Linked DNA regions of Homo sapiens: region 1 is linked to region 2. Evidence: chromatin contacts called from ENCODE Hi-C data. All regions are on one chromosome and are shown on one strand. The core of a region is the stretch at or near the end of the contact, and the rest is flanking DNA. Distances in the headings are between cores, read along the strand shown. Region 1 holds the start of TLX1 (T cell leukemia homeobox 1). Region 2 has its middle 17 kb from the start of PAX2.

Region 1 (5,028 bases), core at 2,345-4,844, 400 kb before region 2:
GCGCAAAGGCCGGGTGTCTGGGGGAGGAGACCGTCAGCAGGGCCGCGGTCTGGGGCCACAGACCCTCTGCCGGGAGCCCGGCTGGAGCGCTGCAACAAGGTGCGGGCTGTTCTGCATCCAGTCTCCAGGACAGAGCAGGATTCCATAAGCAAGAGTTTGCGCAAACAAAAAGCTCCCCAGGACTCACAGATCCCTGGAGCCTGGACTGCGTGGAGTGCACTAACCCGCCTGTTTGCCCAAGCGGCGGAATAGACCTGCCGCGTCTACACCGGCAGAGAGTGTGCCAACCAGAAAGCCCTGAAGCCTCCGGTAAAACAGAGCCAGGGCTCTTCAGCCCCATCCCAGCTATCGGCCTCGGTTGCTTCCAGCTCCCCGCAAGCCTAGCGGGAGCTCGCTCCTCCGAAAGGATCAGAAACCGCGAGCGGAAAAAGTATGTGCGCCCCACGAGAGGCCAATGAACCGAGAGCTGCCTGAGACCGCGCCGCTCGCGGGCGGCCGGCCCGCCCCGCTTGCTCACCTCCACTTTGTCCGCCGGTTCTGGAACCAGGTTTTGACCTGCGCATCGGTCATTTTGAGCGCCTTGGCCAGGGCGGCGCGCTCGGCCGAGGCCAGGTACTTCTGGCGGTGGAAGCGCTTCTCCAGCTCGCAGATCTGCAGGCGTGTGAAGGACGTGCGCGGCTTCTTCTTCTTGGGGGGCGTCCGGTTCTGATAGGGGTGACCTATACGGCGTGTTACAGTGAAGGGTGAGAGGGCCACTGGAGCGGGAGACAGACAGACGGCAGAGGCAAGCAGCAGAGCGTCAGGAAGCGTCCCAGGCCCAACACCCCGCGAGTCAGCGAGCGCAGCAGCTGAACCCCCACGAGCAGGGCCGAGATCCTCCCGTTAGCCCTCAGCGACAAGCCCACGGCGGGAAACGGCCTCCTCCTGCCCGCCAGTCCGACGCCGCCGTCGCCGCTACCACGGAGGCCTCCCTGGCCCCGGGCTCCCGCGAGCCCAACCACCTCCCTGCCGCCTCTCCTCCAGGGGCAGTCTAAGGCGAGCTAATGGTCACGCTCCCCTCCCCTCAGTCAGCCCCAGGCCTTCAGGCTCAGAGTAAGAGGCCGAGCCTGACTCTGGAACCCGACCTGAGCCTCCATCCACAGCAGCACACACCAACACAACGTACAACGGGGGCAAACTCACAGATCTATACACCCAAACAGGACCAGACAAGCACAGGCACGGGACAAGCACACAGGACACAGAGCAAAACAAGGCCACAGCCATACACTCGCTGAAACCGCCTTCATGCCTGACACAGTATTAGGGCCCCGCGGTAGGCCCTAAACCGAGTACCTTTCACCAGAGGCCCAGGATTAGTGGACTCCCGGCTGGGTTTCCAGCAGGGCCCTTCAAGACTGGCCTGGCCTGGGTGGGGAATGGGATGGGCACCAGGCCCTGCTGCCCCAGGCCAGAGAAAACTTAGGTTGGGGGCACTGGGACCCCTCTAGGGAGGGCCCTTCCTGAGGCCTAGACCCAAGCAACTGTTCTTCCTCTGGACACCAGCCTCCACACCACTTCTGCCGTGGCCCCAGAGTCTGGTAAGAAGCTGCAGAAGCAGTTTCCCTGGCTGTGCTGCTGCCTGGAACAGAAGCAGGAAGCCAGGGGTGCTTTGGAATCTCCTGGCCCAGTATCTAGCTCTCAGCAGCTTCTCCCAAGTAGTTATGTAAACCCCCCTTCCACTGTTGGGCCCTTGAACCGGGGGACCCCCAGGAGGCCCCATCTCTGCCAGCAGCAGCCAGTGCCTCCTGCCTCCTCTCTCTAAGATCGGCTGGCTAACCTGGGCTCAATTTGTGGCTGCTTCCCAGCCCGGACGGAAGGATCGTGGTCTAGGATCCAGGGAACCCTAAGGGGAGCAGAAAGTGAGAACGGGGGAAGGGATCCACGCCAGAGGGAGAGTTGAGTGCCCAGAGTGGAAACGGGAGCAGAGGGAGCCAGGGCCAGCAGAGGAAGGCGGGAGCGGGCAGCAGAGAAGGCGGCAGCGGCCACCACTTAGTACCCAATGTCCCGGGAGTAGTCTTCCCGCCACCGATCACCAGCCTACCGGTGCATTGTTCGTGCCCAAGATAACAGGGCTGGGCCCGGGGTAGGACACCCAGCCGGGAGAGAACGAAAATGAAAAGCTAGCTGTCCTGGGCGGCTAAGCCCCGCTGCCATCCTCCCAGATGAAGCCTGCTCTCCGGAAAAAAAAAAAAAGGCCACTGGTTCTGCTGATTTACCGGGGCTCAGAGCCCCCACTGGCCCCGCAGCACCACGGGCACCGGAGCTAGGGGCGCGAAGTGCATGTGTGTAGGGGACTGGAGGTGGGGGAACCTGTTCTTTTCTTGTGTCTGATCCTGGGGCTCGCTTCCTGGGTCCTAGAACAGCAGCCAGGACGGAAGAAACTGTTCACGTTGCACCCCTTTCTCTAAGATTCCCAGGCCAAGAGTAGCTGCAGAAGGTGGTCCTGAATCTATGGCCTCCTTCTCTCTGCCTGACCCGGCTAGTGGATCCGGAGAGGGGACCAGGGAGAGCTCCTCCGAGCAGGGGTCCTTCGGGAGACAGAGAGGGGTCCAGGCTGAGAGAACTCTTCAAGCATGGCGAGTCTGCGTTATAGAATCGGGCGGGCGGCTCAACTTGGGGGAAGCACCAAGAAGAGCTGGGCGACCTGGAGCGCAGAACCGGCTTTGGGGAGCCACCCGGCGGGGCAGGGGTAGCACGGAGCCCGGGCCGCGGCCAGGCGGGGAGCGCGCGGGCCGGACTCACCTGTGAACCTGTCCTTTGTGTATCTGCGGTTACTCTCCATCCAGGGGAAGGTGAGGCCAGTGAGGTTGTTGACGCCCGGCATGGCAGGCACAGAGGGCACGGTGGGCAAGCCGGTGGCCAGGGGCTGGGGGTGGGCCACGGCTCCGGCGAGCGGCCTGTGTGCCGGCACCCGGATTACCCCCGCAGCGCTGAGTGCCCCGGCACCGCCGCTGCTGCCGCCGCCGCCGCCAGGACCGGGGCCGCCTGCCAAGGCCATGTTCACGTTGTAGGAGCCGGTCAGAGGACCCATGCTGCAGGCGCCGCCGCCGCCTGCCGGGCCTCCGGGGCCGCCGGGACCTCCAGTACCATAGGCCCCCGCTCCTCCAGCCCCCGTCGCGGCCGCGGAGCCCCCGCCGCCGTAAGTGTAGGCGCCTCCGACCAAGCAGCCAAGGCCGTATTCTCCGTCCTGGAGGCGCGAGGCGGGTCCCATGCAGCCACCCTGGTCCGGGCTGTTGAGGATCTGGTCGATGCCGAAGCTAATGGGCTCTGCGTGACCCGGGTGGAGGTGGTGCGGACCCAGGTGCTCCATGCTGGCCCTGGCCCCACCGGGGGGCCCGGGCGGCGGCGCTCGCTGCGCTCGGCTCGGGGGGCAGCTAGCAGGGGCTGGGAGGCAACAGCGGCTCCTGGCTGCGCGGAGACTTGGAAGCGAAGTGCGCAGAAAGGCTAAAGTAGAAGGGGGAGGGGAGGGAGAGAGGGGGCGCCGTATTCTTCCCCTCTCTGGCTTCTGCTTCCCCGCTCCGGCTGCTCGCTCGCTGTTGACTCTGGGACATCAATCACCAGGCGAAAAAGCCCGGTGCAAGAGAGCTTCGCGGTTTCGACTGGGTCTCTCCATTGGCTGTGCGCGGAGAGGAGCGGGGTGAATGACAGCGCGAGGGAGGGGAGGGGAGGGGGAGAGGAAGGCCAGAAGCCGAGACAGATGCAGGAGCCAGAGATAGAGGGACGGAGACCAAGACTCGGAGTAGTTCATGAAGAGAGAGAAGAGGGGAACAAGGCGAGGCTTAAAAGGAAAAGGGAAAACAGGAAGCGACCATTCCCAGAGACGGACAGACAGACAAACCCAAGGAGGGTGAAGTCAACTGTCTTCCCGGCCTGTTGGGAGCCCTCCCCTCACTTTGAACTGGGCCAAAGGAGTCCAGCCCACAAGGCGTCTGAGGAAGGGATGTCTCTGCCCAACTGGAGAATCTCCTCAAGGGCTCAGCTGCGAAACACCTGTCACTCAACCAGGAGATTTACTCCAAATTTCAAGTCCAGCTTTTTAGAAAGTAGAAGACTGTCTACTCCCCAGGTATGGAGCCCAGGCCCTGAGGCAGGACGGTGAGTTCAGGCTTGCCCTTCTTTAAAACACAGGCCTATGAACAACTGGCTATATGTTATAAAAATCAGCAACCACCCCCCAACTCAGCCTTCTTAGACAAATTCAGGAAGGGAACATATCCTGAAAGGCAGGCACAAGTCAAGAGGGTTGGTTTGGGGTCTGCTGCCAGGGTGCCCATGCCTCAACATACCCCTTTGGTTTTAAATAAACAGATGCGTCAAGAAGTAAAATCCTACAGGGTTCGAAAGAGGCAATTCCTACAGTGTTTGAATGAATTCAACCAGATTGCATTCCACCTAACAATTACCCCAGGGTTGGCTATTCCAGACAAGAAGCCTTTGGACTGTGGTGTGTGTTCTTTTCTTACGTTTGGAATCTTGGGAGGGAGCCATAGGGGCTTAAGGCCGTGGGGGCTGGGATTGGTGGGACTAGGATCAGGGAAGTGCATCCAGGACAAATTTAGGCCTTTCCAACGTTTTGCCAGTGGCTGTCTGGCTGAGAGCCCAAGAGAAAAGGAGGAAACTCCCTTTTTCTTCTTCCTGTCTTTCCCCTCTCCAGTAGAAAATGTTTGCTACCTTTTAGAAGCCAAGCTTTGGGAAAGGCACAGGTTCCATCACTTGGGATCTATTTCTGTTCTATTTCAGTTCAGTTTCAGATTAGACTTTTGGGTAGGCCCTGTCTCTATCTGGAAAGATGCTAGGATGTGAAGACTCACATTCTCTCCCATCAAGTCTTATTGCAATCTATTTGCTTTGGGCATGTCTGTCACCTCCACTTGAAGAGATCTTCTTGGAGGCAGAGAGTGGCTTATTCATTTCTGTTCTCTCCTGAAGAATACAGCCCCAAACAACAAAATATGGTCATCTTGGGTGAATAACAAAGAATGTATC
Region 2 (4,622 bases), core at 455-2,954:
GCATCTTCGCCCGCGCGTAGACTCAAGCCGAGCATCTCACTGTTTGCGTGCTAATCTGAGTCCACTGCGAAAAGGAAATCGCTGAAATTCCGAAGAAAATTGCCTCTCGCCGGTGGTTAATAGTTAACTCAGACGGGAAAGTTCCCAGGGAAAGGCGAAAGCCAGGGCGAGAGGTGCAGGGGAGGCGCCCCGGGAGGGCCTCGGCCAGCCCCGGTCTCTCCCCTCCCAGGCCGCGCTCGGCCCCGCGCGCCTCCCCTTCCCGGGCGACGCATCCCCCACCCCGTAATTAGCATCGTTTAGTTCACAAAACCTTTCCTGGGAGAAATCTGTTCTCTCGTTCCGGGGCTCGGTTCAGCACCTGATTCCGCCGGGTGAAGCGAATAAATCACTGCGGCGGCGGGGGAGCCGGACCCAAGCCCGCCAGACGGTGGCCGCCGGGAGAACGAAAAAGTGAGAAAGAGGCAGCGGAGCCAGGAAAAATGATGCAGGGAGACGGCGCAATCCTAGCCCAGGAAGAGTGAGGGGCCCGGGAAAGGGAAACCCAGAGGCAGAGAAGGGGCCAAAATGGAAGAGGGAGATACAGAAAGAGACAGAAGAGAACAAGAAGGAGAGTGACAAGGAAAAGCGAACGAAAAGAAAGGGAAAATGAGGAAGGGAAATAAGTTAAAGAAACAAGAGCGAAGAGGGAGATTAAGAAGGAAGGGACAGGCGAATAAAGAAAATAAAAGAAAACCAGAAGAGCAAACGCTTTTGTTTATCTACAAAACCCCCTTGCAGGGCGCGCTTTCCCGACCGCGACCCGCGGCGGGAAGGGGGCCAGGGCTCTCGCGCTGAGGCCGCAGGCCCAGGAGGCCAGGGCGGGGCGCTCAGCCTGTGCGCTTGGGGCGCTAGGCGGGGTCCCGCGCGGACCTGGATTCCAAGTTGAACTTCAGGGCGCGGGGCGCGCCGGAGCATCTGCCCCTGGAAAGAGTGGTGTCTGGGTGTGGGGTGTCGTCCTGGGTCCATGGCGGGGAAGGGGACGGGTAGATAAAAGGTTCACGGCTCGTTCTTGGGCACGCATTGGGCGCCTGGGACTTTCAGCCCTGGCGCGAAGGGAGGTGGGGAGGCGGGGTGGCGGGAACCCGTGGTGGGCAGGCTGTGGCCGCTAAGCACAGACCCCCAACGTCCCCGCAGCTCGGACTTCTCATTCTTCAGCCGGCCCTGGGAAAACTCCCTTCTTGCGGATCTAGTGTCCAGGCTGGCGCGCCGGGCCACAGATGCAAGGAAAAAGTAACGCAGCCAGAACCGCGACCCAGCGCCAGCGGAGGGCGCATTTCCTGAGCCGCCTTCCCACTGCGACTCAGAGACGCGGCTCAGATTCTGCCCGTTCCCAGGGTCTTCTCCAGCACCGGTGTCCCCAGGCCAGAGGGTAGAGAGGAAGAAAGAAGAGGAGAAAGAAGCGGGGGCAGGGGTGGGGTGGGGAGGAAAAGGGACGGGAGAAGGGTGGGGGAGGAGAGGGGGCGGTGCAGAAGAGAAGCAGATTGCAATGAAAAGTGGAAATGCAGACCGGATGGAAAGGAGGGCTTAAGGATGCTAGGAAGCTTCCCCCTTCGGTTTGACTAGGTATCTACGTAGACAGAGATGGGAGCGCCCGGTTCCCCGGCCTCACCATTTTGAGCCCCTGTGCTTTGGCGCCCCCATGATGTCGGGCTGAAGACTGAGACCGCAACAGGGCCGCTGCAGGCTCCGGTATGAGTGAGACCGAGATCACAGAGTGGAAGACTTCCCTGCCCACTAGGCGGCCCTGGGATGACAAACGCCCTGAAATTTTCCAGCCTTTTGAGACTTCTGGGTCGACCTGGTCCAACCCACTCTGCTCCTCCTCTCTCCTCCTGTCCCCTCCTCTGGCATTGGCTGGTGGGTCAGCTGCAGAGCTGGACTAGACGAGTGGAAAAACAAACAAAACAAAACAGAAAAACCTCCAGGAAGGAGACTGGCAGCTCAATCAGTTCCTACTTCTGCACGGAGACAGAATGCAACTGATGCCTAGACCAGAATTCTTTGGAAGTAGGAAGGCAGAGACTGAGCTGGGCTGACTCAAAGAATCAGGGCACCAGTCAGTCAGTAAACCTGGACTGGGACAATGGGGCTAGAGAGGTAAATCACACACTGGCCTTGTTTTCAAGGAAGACATTACCTGGTTGCAAAGAGAAAGAGAGAGAGCTATCAACCAATAAATTCCAGGAAAGTGTCAAGATAAAGGTGACTGGGATACAGAGAAAGGTAATTGGGAGTGTCAGGGAACACTTCATAAAGGGAATGGGGTTTTGCAAGATCAGTAGATGTCCACTAAATGCAGGAGCTAAGCAGGTGAAATATTCCTAGGCAGAAGGAGCATCAAGATAAAGGCATGGGGAGGGGGCAACAGCCTACCTAGCTGGGGAAGCAAAAAGGATTCTGTGAAGCCAATATATGGGTCAAGTAAGGGAAATAAGGCTGGGAGGTTGGCAAGGCCTAGAGCAAGGAGAACTTTTGCTAAGGATTTGCTTTTCTCCTTTAGGTCATGGATGCAATTGAGAGATTTTTTGTTTGTTTGCTTGCTTTGTTTTGTTTTTGTTTTTGAGACAGGGTCTCACTTTGTCACCCAGGCCAAGTGCAGTGGCACTATCACAGCTCCTCGCATCCCCAACCTTCCAGGCTCAAGCAACCCTCCCACCTCAGCCTCCCGGGTAGTTAGAACTACAGGTACATGCCACCACACCTGGCTAATTTTTTAATGTTTTGTAGAGATGAGGTCTTGCTATGTTGCCCAGGCTGGCTTTGAACTCCTGAAGGCAAGCAATTCTCTCACCTTGGCCTCCCAAAGCAGAGATTACAGGAGTGACCCACTATGCCTTGCCTGGGAGATTTTTTCAACAGAGGAATGAAAAGATCTGATTTGGAGGGGACTCTATGGACAATGAGCTGTAGGTAGAGAGAGCATCAGAGACTGAGTGAGTGGTCTGCAAAAGAAGATGTGAGGCCTCAAAAAAGTCTAAGGGATACAGAAGCATTAGATGAGAGAGGCAGAAACAAGATGGTCACAGATTTTGTGTGTGTGTATGTGTGTTGCAGGGTGAGATGCTAAATTAAGGTCAACCTAGGTTTCTGGGTGAATTTCATCTCAATTCTGATTCCTCCCCTGTACCCTCCAACTCTCTTCCCTTGCAAATCCTCACCTGTAGTGGTTGTGAAGTGGAAACCCACATGTCCTGTCTCACTTGACAAATGGGTTTTTCTCCCAACCTCATGCACCCTTTACCGGGCAGTCTCATAGAACAATGCACACTATAGAAGATGATAACTTCTCACTAATCCCAAGACATCTGAGAAAGCAGCACCCAAGGGTAGAAGATGGAGTCAGCAGTCTGGAGGTGGACTCCACCTTTCTCAGATCTGAAATGTACCAGCTATGTGACCTTGGGCAAATCCCTTGAACTCACTCTGCCTAAGTGTTCACGTCTGTAAAATGGGGACAAGAATTTCTGCTTTATAGAATTGTTGGCCGGGCGTGGTGGCTCACGCCTGTAATCCCAGCACTTTGGGAGGCCGAGGCGGGCGAATCACGAGGTCAGGAGATCGAGACCATCCCGGCTAAAACGGTGAAACCCCGTCTCTACTAAAAATACAAAAAATTAGCCGGGCGTAGTGGCGGGCGCCTGTAGTCCCAGCTACTTGGGAGGCTGAGGCAGGAGAATGGCATGAACCCGGGAGGCGGAGCTTGCAGTGAGCCGAGATCCCGCCACTGCACTCCAGCCAAAAAAAAAAAAAAAAAATTGTTGGTCAGGTTAAGTAAGTTTTTATATTCCTGGCACATTTAAATAACACATTTCATCATGTTATTTCATTCCCTACCCCCACCCAAGCCTTGGACTTCTTCATGCATTGATTGAGCTTTGTCTCCTGCACAGGTACAGGGTGTCAGGGGTACAAAGAGCAGTAATGTAATGATGCTCTGGAAAAGTTGTCAACAAGAGGAAAGGCCTTGTACTCCACTGGAACAAGGTTAATGATAATAACAACAAAACAACTAACATGTCTGAGGGCTGACCGCATGTCAGATATTGTTCTGAGGACTTTATATATAGTAATTCCTTTAACTCTCACCTACTGTCATGAATCCCATTTTACAGATGGGAAAACTGAGGCACAGAGAGCTTCAGTAGCTTACCCACAATCACACAGTGAGTAGGTGGCAAAGGTTAGGTTCAGATCCTACCTTTGCCACCTACTGCCTCCCTAACCTACACTCTTTAAGCATATGCTATATTAGATACTCCTAGTCCCCAGAGAGAAGTCAGAGGGCAAGAAACCATTTTGTCTGGCTGAGAGGACTCTTTAAGGACATCAGTTGGTGAAACACAGGAGCCCCCCACCCCCTGCCTTCCAGATCCTCATGCCAGTCCTCTTTCACTCCCTCCATACTCTGCTATTTTCTCTGCCCAGGGCCTCTAAATCAGATAACTCAGATCTGACTGCTGCAGGCAGACTAGCCAAGACTGTGAGGCTGCAGGGCCTCCCAGCCCTCACTCAGCCCTTCAGGAAGCTCTAGGGCCCCCACCCCAAGAAGTGTTTTTTGTGTTGAGAGATTGATTTTTCCCAGT

What was found. A loop is a pair of places that touch in the nucleus more often than their neighbours do. Pooled maps may share reads with other maps.
Region 1: a loop to region 2 is called in a pooled map, with 5 times the contacts of the local background. The contact joins the promoter of TLX1 here to the enhancer-like site in region 2. A Hi-C loop is called at or near these places in 3 of 37 single-sample maps with no recorded cell type and 6 of 50 pooled maps.

What each region holds. Positions count from the first base shown.
Region 1 is chr10:101,129,866-101,134,893 of GRCh38, reverse strand. It overlaps TLX1 (T cell leukemia homeobox 1), which reads right to left and starts at 3,594. Exons shown (of 3, transcript NM_005521.4): 1 at 2,785-3,594; 2 at 518-719. The coding sequence starts at 3,352. It overlaps TLX1NB (TLX1 neighbor), which reads left to right and starts at 3,748. Exons shown (of 3, transcript NR_130723.1): 1 at 3,748-4,108.
Region 2 is chr10:100,726,331-100,730,952 of GRCh38, reverse strand. No RefSeq gene overlaps it. Among named protein-coding and RNA genes, the nearest start is that of PAX2, 17 kb to the left of the region's middle. Within about 2 kb of position 1,704, at least 2 of the 41 ENCODE cell types and tissues checked have a DNase peak (open chromatin) inside an H3K27ac peak, as active enhancers do.